3 separate regions of the Homo sapiens genome follow, and regions 1 and 3 are each linked to region 2. A link is a contact called in ENCODE Hi-C or POLR2A ChIA-PET data. All regions are on one chromosome and are shown on one strand. The core of a region is the stretch at or near the end of the contact, and the rest is flanking DNA. Distances in the headings are between cores, read along the strand shown.

Region 1 (4,723 bases), core at 16-2,515, 1.3 Mb after region 2:
GATGCTGCTAGGAGACTGAGCCAGGTTTCCTGTCCGGAGATTCTGGAATTCCGAGCAGGGGTGGCCCACATTTCCCAGCACGATGCGGATTTTGCTGAGGGAGGATGGGGAGAGAAAGAGGGTGAGGGAGGAAGGGCGGGCAGGGATGTGGCCCCTGCCCAGCGCGGATGCCCCAAGGATGCAGCGCTGGCGAGGCAGGGAAGTCCTCCTCTAGAACGCGTGCAAGTGACCCCTCAGAGCGCACCTCCGCTTCTCCTCCCCACCGTGGGGGCTCAGTTCCCTGGACACGGGGGCCAGGGTTCCCATACTCCTCGCCCCTTAGGTCACGGGCCTGGGGGGCTCAAATGCCAGGGAGCTCTCTCTTGACAGAGCTGACCAGCCCGGCCCCTTAGGTCACGGGCCTGGGGGGCTCAAATGCCAGGGAACAGAGCTGACCAGCCCGTGCCAGCGCACTCCCGGCCCGGGCTTCTGTCCTCTTCCTCTGGGGCTGAGCATCAGGGAAGTCCGCGGGATCCTGCGAGGGAGGCGGCAGTCCCCAGCCGAAAATGAGGGGAAAGAGGAAGTGGTGTCCCAACCAGAAACTCAGTGGGGAACGGAGGGAGGCAGCGCGGCCGAGGAGGAGGAACACCCCCACCGTGGTGGGGGTCAGAAGAAAGTTAGGGCCAAGTATTTGCTTGTCGGCCTTCTAGACTAGGAAGGCTCTCCTGCGGGCTCCACTCCCGCACCCCGCGTCTCTCCTTCTGCCTTGCCCGGGTTCCCCCAACTTATCTTATCCTCGGGGTCCCGCCCACCTTCTCCCCGGGGTCCCACCCCACTTTCAGTCTCAAGGCTCCCCCAGCTCACCTTCGCGCCCGCGGACCCCTGGGTCTACCTTCAGCCTTGGGGGCCCTTCTCGGCCTATCTTCCACCTTCGAGATCCCCCCACCCGCCTTCTCCCCCGGCAGGGTCCCCCCGGCCGTCTTCTCCCCCGGCAGGGTCCCCCAACCCACCTTCTCCCCCGCAGGGTTCCCCAGCCCGCCTTCCCGGCGGCGGGAGCGGCGGCCCAGGCCGGCGGGCGGAGGCGGCGCCACCCGGGGCGCTGACGTAGAGGCCGCTCGGCGGCCGGGGGTCCCTTCGGTGGGGCCGCGGCTCCCCGCCCGCCGCCCCCGCGCGTCCATTCCCTTTTGTGTCCCGCGCGCGGCCCGTCCCCCGCGCACACTAGCGCCCTGAGCCCCGCGGGCCGGCGGGCGGCTCCCGGCGCGGCCCCTCCAGCCAGCGCGCCCGGCATTGTGTGGACGCGCCTGGCCGGGAGCGCGCGCGGGGGCTGTCGTGCGCCCCCGTCCCCGTCCCCTCCCGGCCGCGGCGCCGCCTGCGCCCCGCCGCCCCCGCCGCCCCCGCGCGGCCCGGCCCCCGGCCCGGCCCGGACCGACCCGGGCAGCGCAGCGGCGGGGCCGAGCGGCGGCGCGGCGCGGCAACATGGCGACGGTGCCCGTGTACTGCGTCTGCCGGCTCCCCTACGACGTTACCCGCTTCATGATCGAGTGCGACGCCTGCAAGGACTGGTTCCACGGCAGGTGAGCGCGCGGCGGCTGCTCGGCTCGGCCCGGCCCGGCCCGGCCACCTTGCCCGACCGAGCCCCGCGCCCCCGGCTGCGCGCCCGCAGGCCCGGCTCGGGGACGGGCCGCCGCCGCCGCCGCCGCATTCCGGGCGCCCCGGTCGGGGCTGGGCCGTGCCGGGCCGCGCGCCCTTTTGTGCCCAGGGCGGGGGCGCCAAGCACGGGGCCCGCGCTGGGCGCCCCTGGCCGCCGCGCACAAAGCGAGGCCCGCGGGCCGGGAGGTGGGCTCGGGGCTCGGGGCGCGGGGAAGTTGGGGCTCCAGGCCCGGGCCGGGCCGCCTGTCAGCTGGGTCGCGGCGGCCGCAGAGGCCGGGCATCCGGAGGGAGGCCGAGGCCCGGAGCCCCCGCCGCCTCCCCCCTGCGAAGTTGCAGGAACTTTCCCCGCGCGGGCTCGGGGTTGGCCGGGCCGGGAGAAGCGGGCGCGCAGCCCGGCGCGGGTCCCGGGAGAGGCGCGAGTGGCGGGCTCCGACTCCGGCAGGGCTGGGGAGTCCGTGGGGGCTCCGGCGAGGTGGCAGCCGGCGCGCCCACCCTCCGCCGTGGCCGGCGAGCTCCCTTGGACCTTGTCCCCGAGGGCAGGACCCCTCCCGGACCCCCGCGGAGCAGCTAGACCCGGCAGGCCTGCAGGTCCGCGGGCAGGAGTGCGGTGACAGAATAGTGTCTGTGAGTTGGGTAAGGGGGGTTTGTTGTGGCTTTGCCACCTCCTCCCTGGCCTTCAGTTTTCCCCGTTTCTCTCCTCTCCGTTCCCGGCAGGAACGCCGGTTTTGACATGATCTTATGCTCCCTAAGGAAGATGGGGAGGGGGGAAGGAGGTAACGCTTGGAGACACTGAAAACCCCCGCCCTCTTGGCCCTTGCCGATGGCCATGACCTGGCCCCATGCCTAGGGCAGGTCCCTTCCCACCAAGAAGTAAATGGAGGAGGAGGAAGAGGAGGTGACAGTGTTGCCCAAACTGCTCCAACAGGTTCTCTTGCATCTGACTTTGCCTGTGGGATGTGTTTGGACCCGGGGCTGGCCAGGGCTGTATGCCCTCTGGGGCTCCAGTCCCAAACCACCGGCAGCAAGCAGCCGGGGGAAAGAGAGGGGTGTGTGGTGGTGGGTGGTCCGGGATTCTCCTTCCAGAGAGGAGATCCTCCTGCAGGTTCTAAGACTGGGTCTTCAAGACTGGTCAGTGGTGCTTAAGAGTGGGCTGTGGCCCCAAGTCCAGTCCTGCCAGTTTACATGTGGGGACCTGGGTGGCTGGGATGTGACAGGGCCTGCTATGTCTGTCAGCCCCAGTCCTGAGTCCTACCTCCCTGCTGTTAGAAGGGCCTGGGACTCTGTGGGGTGGGGATGCCCACGGAAATCTGGGCTGCCTTCCTGGGTATGCCCAGGGCTGTGGAAGCCCCTTAGAGCAAGGGAGACTGAGTGTGAACACCGGGCTCTGCCCAGAACAGGGCTGACATGCACACCCTCAACTGGCAGCCGTTGAGAAGTTCATGGCCGGGCCAAAGTGAGTGAGAGCCTCTAAGGCTCCTCATATCCAGGGATGCTGAGCTGCTGGCCCTGAAAAGCCCTGAAAGTGGTGGGGCCTCTGCCTTCTCCCCCATCTCCACCGGAGCCCTGACCTGGCGAGCGCAGTCACTCTGCTACAGAACCTTCTGGGCACCTGTGTCAGCTCCTGGCTGCTGCCCACACTCGGGGCCCAGAGTAGGGAGAGTGAGAGAACGCGAGAAGACCTTTGTCTCGCTGCTTAGGGGACCCTCTGGGAAGGGAAGGCTAGTTCTGAACTAGACTTCGAGGCCAAGGGAAAAACTCCAGGAATGAGGGGCAGGCAGGCGACAGGGGCTGAGAGCTGGCCTGAGAGCTGGTTGGTGTCATTTGCTGTATTGGCCCATGCAAAAAATCCCCAAAAGGGGGATGTCTGGGGAGGCTCTAGCTCCTTTTTTTCTTATTTGAGGTCTCTGATTGAATCCAATACAGGCAGTTGATCAGCACAGATTTATTCTCACCTATTTGGGGTGGCTGTGGGGTCTGAAAGAAGCTGTGCTTTCCCTCGGCCATGAAAGTCATTTTCTCCTGCATCTAACCAAGAGTCATCTGCCAAAGTGAACCCTACAGGGAGAAAGCCTCTGGGTGTGCCTGCTCCCCAATTGTTCTGGGCAGGTGTGTGATGGGGAGGACAGCCGTCAGGGGTTGGTGGTGTTGGTACAGCTCTCACAGCCCTGGGCAAATCCTTTGGTCTCTCAGCATCACTTTTCTTTTCTCATCAGTAAAATGAACGTGTGTGACCAGACCCCGGGGTTTCTCCACCTCCAGATAGTCTTGTATGGCCCCGGTGGTTCTTTCCTGATCTTCGTACCGCCTGTACTGTGATTTACTTCCTATTTAACATTTCAACTCTCTTTTTAAAAGTTTGAATACTTTTAAACTTTTTATTTTGAGGGGACTTTAGACTTACAAAAGAGTTCCAAAAATGGTACAGTTTCCCTGTATCCTTCTCTCCCTTTCCCTGCAGTGAACATCTTACCCAGCCATGGGACCAGTACCACAATGAAGGAGTTAACGCTGGTGCCGGGCTGCTGACTAAACTACAGGCTTTATTCAAATGTATTTAACCAGTGTTCCCCACTTAATGTCGTTTTTCTGTTCTTGGATCCCACCTTGCATTTAATCCTCATGTCTCCTTACTCTCGAAAATATTGCTTTTAAAAGGAAACTTCATATCATTTCCTGAAATAAAACATTACTGTAACTTACCATACACAGTAACTATAAAAATAAACACACAACTGTTAGAGTAAAATGCCTGTCTGTCCCACCTGTGGCCACATCACATTCTTCCAGCCAGCCCCGTTTTGGGGAGAATTGGAGAGAGGGTCTCTAAGTCATCAGCTACAGTCGCGGTGGCTGCGTCTTTGCTCTTGGCAGCTTTGGCGGCAGCCGAGAACTTGTTTGGGATAGAGCTTTGGCCATTTGGGGCCAGAACTTGCTTCTAGGGTGTTTGCCTACTCAGGGACTCTGAGCATCCCTCCCAGTGTTCTTGCCTTGGTGGGTGGGGCTGCCCCGCTGGCCTGGGTTGGGGAGAATGTTCACCATGGGGAGGGAGAATCGTTGTGTTCTATCCTTGGGGTCATGCATCCTGCATTCACTG
Region 2 (4,409 bases), core at 203-2,702:
CTCCACAACATCACTTAAAACTTTTGGTGTTCAGAGCTAACATTTATCTTGGGGTTGTTTTATTTTCTAGCACTTAACCTGAGTTATGTCTGCCTATAACTGCCCAGTGAAGGACCATAAATTACCTTGGTCATCTTTCCGTGTGATGATCTCCACATCCGAAACTTCTCCAAATCTGCTGAACTGATTTTGTAGGTCTGCCTCAGAAATGTCCTGGCTAAGGCCACCCACATAAAGGCGCTTCGTTTCTCTGTTCACTTTCATGAAGGCTGGGCATATACTTGGGTGTGTTTCAGTGGGAAAAGTAATTTTCTGTATACAGAGAAGAGTTCTTTCCCTTAGTTCTTCTAAAATCTAACAAAACAACTACTTCCTCTGAACCTTCTGTATCAAATCCGTCTCCTGGATCTGTATTTCACTTCCTATTGTATTACTTCCAAATTTTAGTCTTCGAGGTTTTGCCCAAGCCCTACATCCACATCTTTCATGAATGCACTTTGGAACAGCAACCCCATACCCATATAGACACAGGTACAGACAGAGTTTTTTTCCTCCAAATGGCCATAATATTACACTCTATCCCTCTTAATTTTATGTATTCATGTTTTTAGATGTTTTTCCTTGACTCACTCATACATTCATTTACTGTCTTTAACAAAGTCTGACAGAAACAGGATGTAACGCACTAAAAGATAAAAAGAGCTAGCCTACCTCTTCCTAATTGTCTCCACCCCCAACCTACCCACCCCAGCCTTCTTCCTCCTAGAAGACCCAAAGAAGTGAATAGAGAGGCTAGGAGCTCCTTATAGTCACAAAAGAATAAAACAAATGGCACAATATTATGTCACAATAAAAGTGCTGCAAAGTGGGGTTCAGACACAAAGATCAAGGGATATAGCGAATACAGACTTGTGTTTTTGCTATGTGCCTGCATTGTACAAAGTAGTTTGCATGTTTCCCATTTTTCAGGAGAGCAGAAGAGGTTAAGTCACTTCCTCAATGCCATACCGAAAATTAGTGAATCCAGGATTATAATGCAGGTCTACCTTCAGAACTTGGAATTCTTAACACTATACTATGAAGGTTGCTGTATCACAGGGGACTCAGGAAAACTTTTCCAGAGGTACTAGGGCCCATCATAGTATCTCTCATTTCGTTTAGCACCCGGCAGGCGCTCAGCTCTCGCCCTTCCCTTCCCCAAGAGCTGACAGACTCTTTCCAGAAGAGACTCCCAACCAGCGTCCACCACATGGCGTGTATTCTGGGCAGAACTTCGGCCTACCTCTTCCCGATAGTCTCCGCCCCCAGCCTACCCACGGCAGCCTTCTTTCTCTGAGAAGACCCAAAGAAGTGAAGAGAGACTAGGAAACGGCCCTGTGACTTCTCATGCCCGAAACCCACTCCTCACCACGTCGTTCACCTAAAGCCAGCGCCGCTGCAGCCCCTAACTTCTGGTCACGTGTCCCAACGGAGCATCCTCTCTTCCTTCCTACTCGATTTCCAACCCAGCCTCCTAAGGTTCCGTTACCACAATTCAGTTCCCAAGAGCTTTTAATTTCCTTTTCCGTCCTCCCACCTTCCCTGACGCCTCCGTCACCTCCCCCTCAACGACTGCAAAAGAGCCTAAACCAAAATCCCCTAGTTTCTATTGAACACTATCGCTGTGTGTACCAATTCCTGGACTAGGTCGGCGTAAGAGAGGAAGTAGGTGAAAAAAATAAAGAGGCGCTCCCCTCCACGTGATCCCAGCCCTGCCTCTTTAGTGAGGCACGCGGCCGGGCGGCTCCAAGGCTGCCGGCTAGGGTGAGCAGCGGAGCGCTTGGGCTTGGAGTAGCAAAGAACGCGCTCTCCAGAGAAAGTATAGCCACTGCTTAGACAGCCAGGGAAACGTGTGCGGGGAAGTGGAGGACTCAGGCTCTCGTGCGAGAGCGGAGTTGGACGTGCAGGGCCGCTGGGGTCACGCGGAGCTCTCCCGCCTCCCCTCCGCGTGAGCTCTGGGATGGTCCGCGCCGGGAGCGCGCGCGAGGCTTGAAGCGCGGGTGAAGCGCGCAGGTCGGAGTGACAGCTGCGCTGCCGGCCCGGCTGCGGTCAGCAACGCGCCATGGACGCAGAGCTGGCAGAGGTGCGCGCCTTGCAAGCTGAGATCGCGGCCCTGCGGCGAGCGTGTGAGGACCCACCGGCGCCCTGGGAAGAGAAGTCCCGAGTCCAGTACGTGACCACCCCAAGTCCCCCAGGGCCCGCTGGCCAGGGTTCCCGGGCCAGGCGGGTGAATCTCCACAGACATCCTCGGTCTCCTACTCCCAGCCCTAGAAAGTGGGCATGAACTGGCATTGATCCTGTCATGACGATGGCCTAGAGTTGGGAGCAGCGCGTACGGCGCCCAGCTGTAAACGCATTGCAGGGTATTAACTCGTTTAATCGCAGTCGTCTGTGTGGATGACTGACAAGGAGGAAGTCTTGACTATATCCCTAGCTAGATAATTCCGCCTCCAGTATGCAGAAGTATCTCTAGTTGGGATTTAATAACTCCGTTTGGTTTCATGGCATTTGTTTTGGTAGGTCAGCTAACCATCTCAACTGATAATGACTTTGTGTTTACGATGACATAAAAATTCCTTTGAAAAATAACTTCGGTAAAAAACTAAGTTGATAAAAGAAAAGTAGTTAATATAGACTGCAGGAGAATTTGACATTCCTCTGAGGTAGGTGCTACTGTTAGCCCTGTTTTATAGTTGAAGAAACTGAGGCTCAGAGAAGTTAGGTAGCTTGTCCAAGGTTCCAGAGAAAGGAATTGTCAGAGATGGATTGGGACCCAAAAATTTTACTCCAAAGTCTGGGCACTTTTGGTTTATTGAAGGAGAGGGAGAGAAAAGCTCTGCAACCGTAATTATGTATTATCATCTCAAACATAGAAGCCTCTCGAAAACATAAACTGTCTTCAATTTTTGAGTCAAGAGTAATTTGACATAGGTGCAGAAAGAATGGGATTTTTCCTGAGCTAACTGGAGAAGAATTGGTAGAAAATGGGAAGGAGGAGATCTACAGAAAATGTCTGCGTGCGGTCATGAAAGTAGAGGAAGCTGTGACTGGTTAAAGGGAGAGGAAAAAGGTGTGCTCCTCCACAAATGAGAGTAAATGTATTAAAGACCCTTGCTATTTGAGGTGTGCTCCACAGATGGGACGCTTTAGCATTACCTGGCGGTTTGTTAGAGCGACATCCTGACCTACTGAATCAGAATCTGCATTTTAAAAAAATACACTGCCCTAACAGAGGATTTGTGTGCACACTTGGAAGTTTAAGAACCAGGGAAAAATAGTTTCTTTACTGGCCACAAGATTTCATTAGTCCCCATAGTAGTGTCAACTGAAAAATCATGAGATCTGCAAATTTAGAGAGACTATTTCTTAAAAAGGGTTACAGTCTGCAAAGTGGCCATCCTGACAGGCTAGGAAGCATAGTCTCAGGCAAAGCAGAAAGGCCCACACTTTGGAGGAGGAGGGGTTGGGGCAGGGATTTATGCTGTATGAGTGGGCTAGGTATACATATTCAACAGGTTATAGGAGGGGCTATGAATATTCACGAAGGGAGATGTGCTCACCTGTACTGAATAAAAATGCATATTACATGCACTCCATATTCATTTTGGGAAGCTGACTTAATATTTAAATGCATTACAATTAGGCCCTGTACGTCAAAAGTTGAAGGAGGGAAGCAAAGGTACTTAAGTACACAGGCCTTGTAAACCTGTTAGAACAAGTCCATGGTTGGTGATCTTATCAAAAGAAAATTTTTGAAATCATTCTCTTGTCCTATCAAAGCCTGTGGAACAGGGGAATCAGTTAGCATCTGGTGGTGGATGAACTGCAATTATTTCAATATTGCTTATCTGGAGGCCAGTGCTAGTGAAAAAAATATTGTGGCAGTTAGAACATAGTTCATTCTTTTAAAGGTAGGGGGTATGTGACTTAACCCTTGCCTGGCATGGCCTTAGGTCTTGTTTATAATTTGGTATCTTATTGCCACAGAGTCCGTTCTGCAACTCTTACGATCTCTATTTTAACATTAATGCTGGTCAGTTGTTGTGTCTACATCCCAAATAGGAAGGGGTATAACGAGGTGTGTCTGACCTCCCATCCTGTCATGGTTAAGAACTGAGTTTTTAAGGTTTCTTTGGGGTCCCCTTGACCAAGAGGGAGTCGGTTCAGGTGATTGTGGGGGTGGGGTAGGATTTTATTTTTAGTTCTTAGTAGATTATTTATATAATCTGGGACTTCTCAGTGGTTAAATTGGAAAGTCAGAAGAGTCCAGATTGTGGGAGACATTAAATGTCAGTCCAGGGTGTTTGGATTTAACCGTGAGGTTTCTTTTCACTATAGTGGAGGAGGAGGATTGGAACCTATGTACCAAG
Region 3 (4,448 bases), core at 1,709-4,208, 1.9 Mb after region 2:
ACATGTAAAATTAATCATCATACCATCCAGTATGGCATGATGTATAGAAAAACCCTTCTTGAAGTGTTTCCTGTAGCTTCTTGAAGTTGTAGTTATAATAAATGTTTTAGTGCTCTTATCTTGGTTTTTTTTTTTTAGACAGGGTCTCGAAGTGTTTCCTGTAGCTTCTTGAAGTTGTAGTTACAATAAATGTTTTAGTGCTCTTATCTTGGTTTTTTTTTTTTAGACAGGGTCTTGCTAGGGTCTTGCCCAGGATGGTCTGGAACCCCTAGGTTTAAGCAATTGTCCCAATCGTTTTAAGCAGCCTCCTAAGTAGCTGCAACTACAGACGCATGCCACTGTGCCCAGCTTGTGTCCTTACCTTTTAATTATATCTTCTGTGTAATTTCTATTGGTTGACTTTTCTCTTCATTTTGGGGAATATATTCTTTGCATGCTAGCATTTTTTTAATTGGAATTCTAAAATCCAGGGTCTTAGGATGGAAGCAGGTGTAAGAATAGAAAAAAAAAAAAAAAGTCCCCAATTTTGCCTTATTGGATGCTGGATAGTTTTGTATTCTTTTAAATATTCTTGAGCTTTTTATCTGGGATGCAGTTAAGTTACTTGGGAACAATTCAGTCCTTTCTAGGCTTGGATTTAAGCTCTGTTAGGTGAGACCAGAGAAGCATTTAGGTTAATTTTTGCCCCACTATTGAGGCAAAACCCTTCCGAGTACATGACTTGATGCCATGTGAATTAGCATTTCCACTCTGTCTCGTGGGAACAGACATTATTCCTGTTCTTTTTGAGCTCACAGTATTGCCCTCTAACCCTTTCTAGTGTTTTTTACCCCTAATTTTGAGGAGTTTCCTCACATGTACATGCTGGTCAGCACTTAACTAATACCTGAGGAAGAGGACTCTCTGCACATCTCTGGCGCTCTCTCTCCCTTTCTGTACTCTGCCCTGTGAACTCTAGATGCATATGCCTCCTCAGATTCCCAGTTCCATCTCCTCAAGTTGAACTCCATGCTTCACTTGAGTTTCCCTTCTCTGTGCTATGACTTGGAAATTCTCTCCATCTGCGGGAAGTTCAAAGGCTCACCTCCATGATTTCCACTGCTCTTCATTGTCTGATGTCAAATGTCTTCAAATGTTTCATATATTTTGTCCTTTTAAATGTTGATTAAGGTGAAGGGCTAAATCTGGTTCCTGTTACTTCATTTTGAGAAGAAGCAAATAGGAAGTAACTTAAAAATACCACTTTTTATCAAATTCTTAGAAAAAGAGTATAACTCATTTTGCAAAGACTTTGGTATGTTTTTGAGCGTATTATTCTGTTACATCTAATAAACAATCTTTGCATTAGTAAGATAACTTTAATTGCTATAGTGTTAAATGTCCTCAAGTTTAGTTTTTCCTTATCTTCTTGTAATCAATTGGAATTAAAAAAAAAACTTCAGAATCTTCTTCTTTATAACAGGAAAAAAAACCCCAGTATTTTTGGCATTTTTAGAAGTACATTCATACACACTGTCATTTAAAACATGGGGGTGGGAGGTGGAGCAAGATGGTGGAATGGAAGGCTCCACTGATCATTCCCCCTTGTAAGAAAAACAAGTTAACAACTATTTACACACAAAAGCACCTTCACAAGAACCAAAAATCAGGTAAGCACTCGCAGTACCTGGTTTTTACTTCATATGACTGAAAGAGGCACTGAAAAGGTAGGAAAGACAGTCTTGAATCACCAATGCCCCTGACCCATCCCCCAGCAGTGGCTCTGTGGTGCGGAGAGAGAATCTATGTTCTTGGGAGACGGCAAGCACAGCAATGATGAGACATTGCATTGAACTCAGTGCTGCCCTGTTATACCAGAAAGCAAAACTGGATCAAACACAGCTGATTCTCACGCATGGAGGGAGTATTTACACCAGCCTTAGCCCGAGGAGAATCACCTATCCCAGCAGTTGGAATTTGAGTTACTGCCAATCTCACCACCTCTGGCTAGAGGGCCCTAAATAAACTCGAAAGGCAGCCTGGGCCACAAGGACGGCTCACGCCTGTAATCCCAGCACTTTGGGAGCCTGAAGTGGGAAAATTGCTTGAGGCCAGGAGTTCCAGACCAGCCTGGTCAACATAGCGAGACCCAGATTCTTTTTTTTTTTTTTCCCCCTTGAGAAGGAATCTCACTCTGTTGTCCAGGCTGGAGTACAGTGGTGCGATCTTGGCTCACTGCAACCTCCACCTCCCGAGTTCAAAGTGATTCTCCTGCCTCACCCTCCTGAGTAGCCGGGACTACAGGCGCCCATCACGACGCCCAGGTAATTTTTGTATTTTTAGTAGAGACGGGATTTTACCACATTGGCCAGGCTGCTCTCGAACTCCTGACCTCTGATCCGCCCGCCTCAGCCTCCCAAAGTGCTGGGATTACAGGCGTGAGCCACCGCGCCCGGCCGCGAGACCCAGATTCTAAAAAACAAAACAAAAAATTAGCCCGGTGTGGTGCTATGCACCTGTATTCCCAGCTACTCAGAAAGTTGAGGTGAGAGGATTGCTTGGCCAGGGGTTTGAGGCTGCAGTGAGCTATGATCACACCATTGTACTGCAGCCTGGCCGACAGAGCAAGACCCCTTCTCAAAAAATAAGTAAGTAGATAAAGTTCAGGGGTGTACAATCACAGGTGTGAATTTGCAGGATGGAGGACATGTAACATCTTTTTAAAAAAAAAAAAAATTAGAAGGACCGTATAAAAAGTTAAAGAAGACTTACTGCTCACCTGACCACCCTTCTCATAGACCCGAAAGTTAGATTTTACTTTCTGATTTTTCACAATTTCTCCTGGATGCTGCGGTCCCGCCCCTCGCAGCATTCTGGATGTTGTAGTCCCTCGCTCCAGGGCATCCACGGTAGGGTAGTTGCGCGCCCCGTGGCAGTCTGGGTAGTGTAGTTCCGTGCCCAGGGGCAGTCCGGCTCGCGTACTTCCGCGTTCCGGCATCGTCGCCTGGTGCGTGGTGAGTGTCCTTTCACAGTTCTGGTGAGCTAGCCCGGAGGTGGTCCCCGCTTTCGCGGGCCTTCCACTGGAAGGAAGGTCGGGAAAGCTGGCATGGGCAGTCCATGTCGTGGCCACATGTTCCTTGGTGTTTTGAGTTTCGGCTGTGGGGTCTGGGCGTGCGTGGTCCACCCCGGAGAGAGGTCTTGGCGGAGGTCCTCTGGTGGGGAGGGGGCGTTGGCGTTGTCGCGTGCTTCTGGCGGGACTTTGGGCCCAGTATGTTGACCTGGAGGGGCCAGTGCAGGCCTGGGACCGACTTCCCGAGCTACTTCGCAGGTGCGTCCCCGGTACTTCGGGGGCCGCTGAGTGGGCTCTGCCTGGGGTACCCAGACAGCATCCTGCCACTAGTATCCCGCCATCCCCTCCCCACCATCGCGCCTCGGAGGTCTCTGGGCCAGCAAATGTGCCTTTGGAGGACATGATATCCTCGGTTGGAGCAAACTTCCCCATTAGTGGGAGGCACGCGGCTTGGGCATCAGTCGGGTTGTTTATTTGTTTATTTATTAAATTTTATTTATTTATTTATTTATTTTTGAAACAGAGTCTCTCTCTGTCGCCCAGGCTGGAGTGCAGTGGCGCAATCTCGGTTCACTGCAATCTCCGCGCCCCACCCCAGCCGCCGGGTTCAAGCCATGCTCCCGCGTCAGCCTCCCGAGCAGCTGGGATTACAGGCACCCGCCACCACGCCCGGCTAATTTTTTGGTTTTTGTTTTGTTTTGTTTTTTTGAGACAGAGTTTCGCTCTTGTCGCCCAGGCTGGAGTGCAGTGGCGTGATTCCCCTGCCTCAGGCTCCCGAGTAGCTGGGACTACAGGCGCACGCCACCACGCCCGGCTAATATTTTGTGTTTTAGTAGAGACGGGGTTTCACCATGTTGGCAAGGCTGGTCTCGAACTCCTGACCTCAAGTAATCCCCCCGCCTCGGCCTCCCAAAGTACTGGGATTACAGGCGTGAGCCACCGTGCCCAACCTCAGTCCAGTTATTAGGGCTCTTGTGGATGGCTGGTGCACTGTGGTGGTGATGGTGCAGCTTGGCCACTAGGACCCGGGTTTGTGGGGGAGGATTGTTTGTGGGTAGACATCCAGACTTGGTCTTGATAGTGGGGGGGGGGACGGCTAGGGCCGTGCGACTCGGGTCAGTAGCCTTGGGGCCTGGGGACCCAAGTTGGTGAGTTGAGAAGGGCTTGCCTGGAGTTAGACATCCCTGGGTTGTGGGTTGCATGGGGGCGTGCTTGTATCCAGATTGTCGGCTTCTGCAGCTGTGTGGCTCCCTCGGACTTGGGGACCCTTCCGGGAGCATGGGTTGCAACAAGCAGAATGGTGCCCATAGGGCCAAGGAACATTTTTCTCAAGCCTCAGGGGGCTGTTGAGTGACTCCTTGAATTCCTGGAGGTGGGGGAAGAAGTTGGGTGGAAGGCA

Evidence for each region. Hi-C counts contacts between places; a loop is a spot of excess contacts on that map. ChIA-PET counts read pairs that join two places held with the same protein, here RNA polymerase II (POLR2A). Pooled maps may share reads with other maps.
Region 1: a loop to region 2 is called in a map of CD4-positive, alpha-beta T cell, with 3 times the contacts of the local background. The contact joins the promoter of PHF2 here to the promoter of NOL8 in region 2. A Hi-C loop is called at or near these places in 3 of 168 maps with a recorded cell type or tissue (CD4-positive, alpha-beta T cell and CD8-positive, alpha-beta T cell), 1 of 37 single-sample maps with no recorded cell type and 8 of 50 pooled maps.
Region 3: a loop to region 2 is called in a map of CD4-positive, alpha-beta T cell, with 10 times the contacts of the local background. The contact joins the promoter of LINC02603 here to the promoter of NOL8 in region 2. A Hi-C loop is called at or near these places in 1 of 168 maps with a recorded cell type or tissue (CD4-positive, alpha-beta T cell) and 6 of 50 pooled maps. POLR2A ChIA-PET finds 5 or more read pairs at or near these places in 1 of 52 experiments (naive thymus-derived CD8-positive, alpha-beta T cell).

The regions. Positions count from the first base shown.
Region 1 is chr9:93,575,319-93,580,041 of GRCh38, forward strand. PHF2 (PHD finger protein 2) reads left to right here and starts at 1,266. Exons shown (of 22, transcript NM_005392.4): 1 at 1,266-1,553. The coding sequence starts at 1,456. RefSeq lists enhancers at 1-168, 169-763, 445-724, 2,906-3,055 and silencers at 825-884, 995-1,294, 1,885-2,044.
Region 2 is chr9:92,323,898-92,328,306 of GRCh38, forward strand. NOL8 (nucleolar protein 8) reads right to left here and starts at 1,453. Exons shown (of 17, transcript NM_017948.6): 1 at 1,409-1,453; 2 at 126-312. The coding sequence starts at 264. CENPP (centromere protein P) reads left to right here and starts at 2,056. Exons shown (of 8, transcript NM_001012267.3): 1 at 2,056-2,208. The coding sequence starts at 2,102. RefSeq lists enhancers at 735-1,623, 1,402-1,521, 1,552-1,661.
Region 3 is chr9:94,256,353-94,260,800 of GRCh38, forward strand. It overlaps LINC02603 (long intergenic non-protein coding RNA 2603), which reads right to left and starts at 2,959. Exons shown (of 3, transcript NR_160773.1): 1 at 2,759-2,959. ZNF169 (zinc finger protein 169) reads left to right here and starts at 2,946. Exons shown (of 5, transcript NM_194320.4): 1 at 2,946-2,993. RefSeq lists enhancers at 2,465-3,110, 2,949-3,268, 3,111-3,757, 3,299-3,428, 3,758-4,403.